2 separate regions of the Mus musculus genome follow, and region 1 is linked to region 2. Evidence: chromatin loops called from intact Hi-C (ENCODE). Cell type or tissue: left cerebral cortex. All regions are shown on one strand.

The links. Peaks named below come from ENCODE experiments on the same cell type or tissue, not always from the same donor. Only the 100,000 strongest peaks of a DNase experiment are listed, where the experiment ranks them.
Region 1: a loop joins it to region 2, with 3 times the contacts of the local background. A loop is called at or near these places in 2 of 42 quality-filtered maps.

Annotation. Positions count from the first base shown.
Region 1 is chr6:3,508,954-3,511,453 of GRCm38, reverse strand. The region is part of intron 2 of Vps50 (VPS50 EARP/GARPII complex subunit); the gene reads right to left. Among named protein-coding and RNA genes, the nearest start is that of Vps50, 12 kb to the right of the region's middle. In left cerebral cortex, a CTCF peak has its summit at 1,494 (motif pointing left); DNase peaks (open chromatin) are centred at 881 and 1,455.
Region 2 is chr6:4,746,211-4,748,710 of GRCm38, reverse strand. It overlaps Sgce (sarcoglycan, epsilon), which reads left to right and starts at 1,507. Exons shown (of 11, transcript NM_011360.3): 1 at 1,507-1,731. The coding sequence starts at 1,623. It overlaps Peg10 (paternally expressed 10), which reads right to left and starts at 1,405. Exons shown (of 2, transcript NM_130877.2): 1 at 1,133-1,405. In left cerebral cortex, a CTCF peak has its summit at 1,550; DNase peaks (open chromatin) are centred at 505, 772, 1,498 and 1,971; H3K4me3 peaks cover 2,500 bases; H3K27ac peaks cover 959 bases.

The sequences.
Region 1 (2,500 bases), 1.2 Mb after region 2:
TATAGGTGTTAGAATTATGTTTTCCTCTAATGAAAGTAAATAACATATGCCATTGTACCAGACACAGTATCAAAAGTAAGCATCGATGTTCAATATTTTATTAAGGGAATAAAGCAGCCTGGCTTATTTGAGCAACCTGGCAGGGAACTTGCTGTTTAGAGGCTATTTCCCGGTCTCACACGCAGCACATTGACTACATTACCACCTAGCTGCTCCTCCATTCGATTATCTCGGAGGTAGATAACGCTACAGGAACAAACACACAGAAAACGTAGACTGCGGATGTAGCTTTATGAGAAGTGAAGAAAAAGATTCGTAACAGATATTTCAGTCAGTATTTCTGCTTTAGCCGGGCTACTTTTAATCTCAACATAAAAACAAAAGGTTTTATGGGGATTCAAATCCATAAAACAAAGCAAGCCCTCAAATGAAGGATGTGAGGAGAACATTTCCAAGATATTTACGGTTTCTAAGGAACGAAATGGTCATTTTAAAAAACAATTTCACATCACAGGGTCACTTCTTAGGGAATTCATCTGTGTTTAAGGAAAAAATAAAACAACTACAAGCTTTGCATTTTGGTAATTTCAAATTATCCAAAACTCCATACTGATTGAGCCCAAAACCTAATCCATAAGTAACTAGTTGTAACTGCCCCCCTCACAACTAAAGTCAGCACAAACAGCACCTTATACACATAGCACTCAATTTTAGGTAGCTATTCAAACTAATTATATAATGCAAACTGACATGAATCCCTCAGTTCATAGGTCACTATCAAAACTGCAGAAAATTAATAGAATAAATCCTGGAACCCCAACGTCTCTCATATTAGATCACAGTTTACACATGCTTGATTCTCTACCTAGAGGGCAGGAAGCTAAGAGAGACAGATAGACAGAGACAGAGAGACAGACAGACTGAGTGTGTTAGAAGGATGAGGAGGAGAGATTTTGTTCCTCTAAGCATACATTTCCTGTCTGCTCTCTTGTCTTGTGTGTGTTTTAACTGTTAGCATCTTTTCATCAGTCAAGATGGCAGGGCAGAAATGACAGTTACAACTGCTGTGGTCTCGTAAAGCTAACATCCTGTTAGAGCCCTAATTGAAAGCAAAAAATTAATAAATTTAGTTGCCAAAATCTATATACAGTGAACAAGAAAAAATATATGGTTTTCAATATTTGATCAGTATTATTAAAGTCATAAATCACTGAACAAATAGATATAGGGTTGATCTACTTCCAAAAGAAACAATTCAAACTAATTATATAATGCAAACCTATTCTCAGATCTCAGGTCCCTCAAACCATGTACCACATAAGATTATAATGAACTGCCATATGTCTGATTACGTGGAAAAATGGTACATTTCTTATATTCCCACTAGAACAACAATAACAATCTATGAAATGTAGCGGCTTTCTCAGTTTGTTTCTGTGTAAGTAAAGCAGGCTGTAAATGCCTACCCTGTTTTCATCAGGTTTAAAGTGCCATCTAGTGGAGTACTGGTTACATTACAATTTGAAAGAAGGCTACAAGTAAATGATTTATGAACACTTGTGCAAGGGATATTAAAGTATGACTATTTTAACCCATACCTGAAATAAGATTAGGTAATAAAAACATTTTAATCACTTTATGGAAAAAGTAAGTAATGAATAAAAACTGATTTCAACCATAGAAATGTACTACATTGATCTACTTATAAATCACAAAAATCAGAAGTCATAAATTTTTTTCTTGACCCTTTGCCAAATATTCGTATCAATTTCTTTTGTTAAAATGTAAACCCAAGTCTGGGATTTTAACATATTTTCATGTATTTACTGTATGAAAAACATTGACGATAATAACATTGGAAACCTTAAAACTTTTAAACTCTCTTTAAAAATAATGCTCAGCTTCCATGACACACTGTCTGCCACTACTGGGATGCTAATACTGGAGAGCACACAGCACATTCAGGGAGTCAGACAGTAAAGTGCCATGCGCGCCCTCCCTGTGTTTTCTCGGCTCTTAGATCCGCTTAGAAGAACAAGGTCTATGCTGAGAGGAGCATCGCAGCCCCTCCAGCCTCGGGGCTTCTTGGGCTTTCCCTGTTCATATCTAGCAAACCCTGAATCTTGGACTCTGCTTTCTTTTCTTTTCTTCCCCCCCCCCCTTTTTTTTGGATTCTGCTTTCTAAACGTCCCTCAAACATACAGCTTCTCTGTTTCTCCACGTCATGAATGTGTCTTCTTAATCAGCAGCCAGGACTTCACCCCTGTGTAACAAACACAGACAGACACCCCTCACCTTTCCTCATCAGATCTAGGACCCTGCTTTTGAACCACTCCTTGGTCTCCAGCGCCATGCATATGATGTCCAAGGTTTCTCCTTAGACCTTACACTAGTCTCAAAATATACAATTAAAATAATAAAAAATAAAACAAGAGCCTCTGGCTCATCAGACAGCTCGACAGACAAACCGTTCTCCTCTTCCCCGCCCTCGTTTTCCTAG
Region 2 (2,500 bases):
AGAATGTTAAAACCAATTTTGGCCTCCCAGGGCTCCATTTTGTTTACCACCAGCACCACCACCATCATGCAGATAGCCGTCCGACAGGAAAACGGAGCCAGTTTTGACCCGAAAGGTGAACTGTGTTGTCCCCTCACCAAGGAGAGATACGTTCTCTCGTCTTCCCAACGCTACTTTCTGTGTCACTTAAGAGGCTGCAGGTCTTATGCCTGTGCCGCAGTTTGTAGCGCATTTTCTAAATTCACTCTTGTTGCGCTTTTGCGTTTGGTTACTCTCCTGCAGCTTTCCAAATTGAATACGTGAAACACGAATCGGTTTTGGGTATCACCGTAGTTCGGGCTGGTTTGTGGCGCATGAAGCGCCCCGTTCGCCCCGTTCACAGGTTCGCCTGTTCGCCCGTTTCATTTGCTCGTTCGTACGCTGAAGCGCATGAAGCGCCCATTAGTACAGTGAAGCGCATGGCGCGCCCATTAGTACAGCGAAGCGCATTAAGCGCTCATTAGTACATCGTAGCACATGAAGCGCCCATTAGTACAGCGAAGCGCATGAAGCGCCCATCAGTTCGTAGCGTGTGAAGTGCCTATGAGTATTTTGTAGCGCATGAAGCGCCTATGAGTATTTTGTAGCGCATGAAGCGCCTATGAGTATTTTGTAGCGCATGAAGCGCCTATGAGTATTTTGTAGCGCATGAAGCGCCTATTAGGATTTTGTAGCGCATGAAGCGCCCGTTAGTTTATCACAGCGCAAGACGCGGCCGTCTGCAGTGCAATCCGTTCGTAGCGCGGCACTTAAGAGTGCAGAGCCAGTCACTTTGCAGCGTATTTGGGGAGCTCATCACAATTCGGTCAGTAGCTCATGTGCGTCTGCAGCTCATCGCTGTCCGCAGCTCATGTGTCTACCGACCATTTCTGGACGCGAGTCGTGGAAACCGAATTCGCGGACCCGAAGCCGTGAAGACTTGCTTTCCACGCTCTCGTCTCAGGATCTGGCCACTGAAGGCTTGACAAAATTTGCGAGGAGATATTTTGGGGGGCGCTACTTTTATCTCCCGCAGCTCCCGATGTAAAACGGGGATTGCGTGTGACCGTTTTCTTGGAGTTAAAAAAAAAAAAAAAATCCTAACCATACTCACCACACGAGGATTCCTCTGCGATGCCACGAAGGATGAGGGGTCCCGCGACGGCCCGGTCCACTGGGTGACCGCGGTCCGGAGAAGGCTCCGGACCGCAGCCCGCGCAGCAGACCTAGGCGAGGCTCGGTGGACCTTCTCGGTTGGCTGCTCTCCCCAGGTCGTAGTTGGTCAGGATTCTTCGACACACACCAACTCAAGTTGGAAACGCGTGTATCGGGAGTCCGGACTGCTTGCCTTATATAGAGAGATCCTAGGAGGGGGGGCGCCAAATCCCAGCGTGCTTCGCGAGCAGCGGGGGCGGAGGGGGGCGCGTGGGCGGGCGCCTTGGGGGATGGGGTGGGGGCGCGGCATGCACTGCTTTGGCCCGCCGCTAGGGGCAGCATGGGCTCAGGAAGGGGGGGTGCGCGATGCTGAACTGGCCAAGCTGGGAGGAAAAAAAGAAAGGGAGGGGAGGGGAGGATCGAGGACGGTTGGCTTAGGCAGGCCAAGAATGCTATTATTCTGGTGGTGGGAGCTGGGAGACCCTTGTGCTTGGACGGGAAAGGGTCGGGGGACACTCAAGATGAGCCCCGCGACCACTGGCACATTCTTACTGACAGGTTAGTGGCCTGCGCGCGACATGGAGGTTCAGGGGCCCACAGGCCGCCGCCTCACACTCCCCCACTCGGGTTCCGGGGTACCAGGGCGTGCCCAAAGGGTGCTAGTCCCGCTCTATGCCCAATGCCTCCCCCTCACAGCACCCCTCTTTCAGGACACCCTGCAGCCCACCTTTTGGGCCAAGTGGGTCCCTCCCCAGGCTTGACCCCTGGCCTTCTCTTTCTCTCTGCACCCCCACGGCCCCTCCCTGTCCAGCAGGGCAGGAATTCAGCTCCAGTTTCCATTAAGAAGGGCGCCCCTCCTCGCCCCCCCAGCCTAGTGGTGGACATCTTCTGATCCCTGAAACAGACTTGGGGGGTCGTTGCCCCTCGGGGTGGGGATGGGGGTTTTATCCCACAATTGAGACTCCCTGGCCTAGATGTGAACCAAAGGACATGTCTGGCCAGCTGCTTTCTCTCTTACACAAAGATGTACATCTTTTCTCATTTTCTGGGATCTGGTTGAGAGAGAAAAAGACCACCAAAATGTGACATTTAAAAGATCGAAGCCCCCCCCCCCCCGCGCGCTTTTTTTTTTTTTTTTTTTTTAAAGCATATTTCCTGGTGGCGCGAACCTGATTTTTCCTTAGGTTTTACCGAACACGGAAGCAGGATCATGAAATTCTGGGAGCCAAACGGCGGTGTGCAGGTCAGGGTCAACCATGGCTGGGGGCCAGAGATGCTGCAAACAGCACCCATTGCCCTACTAAATACGTTACGAAGGGAAAGCAAG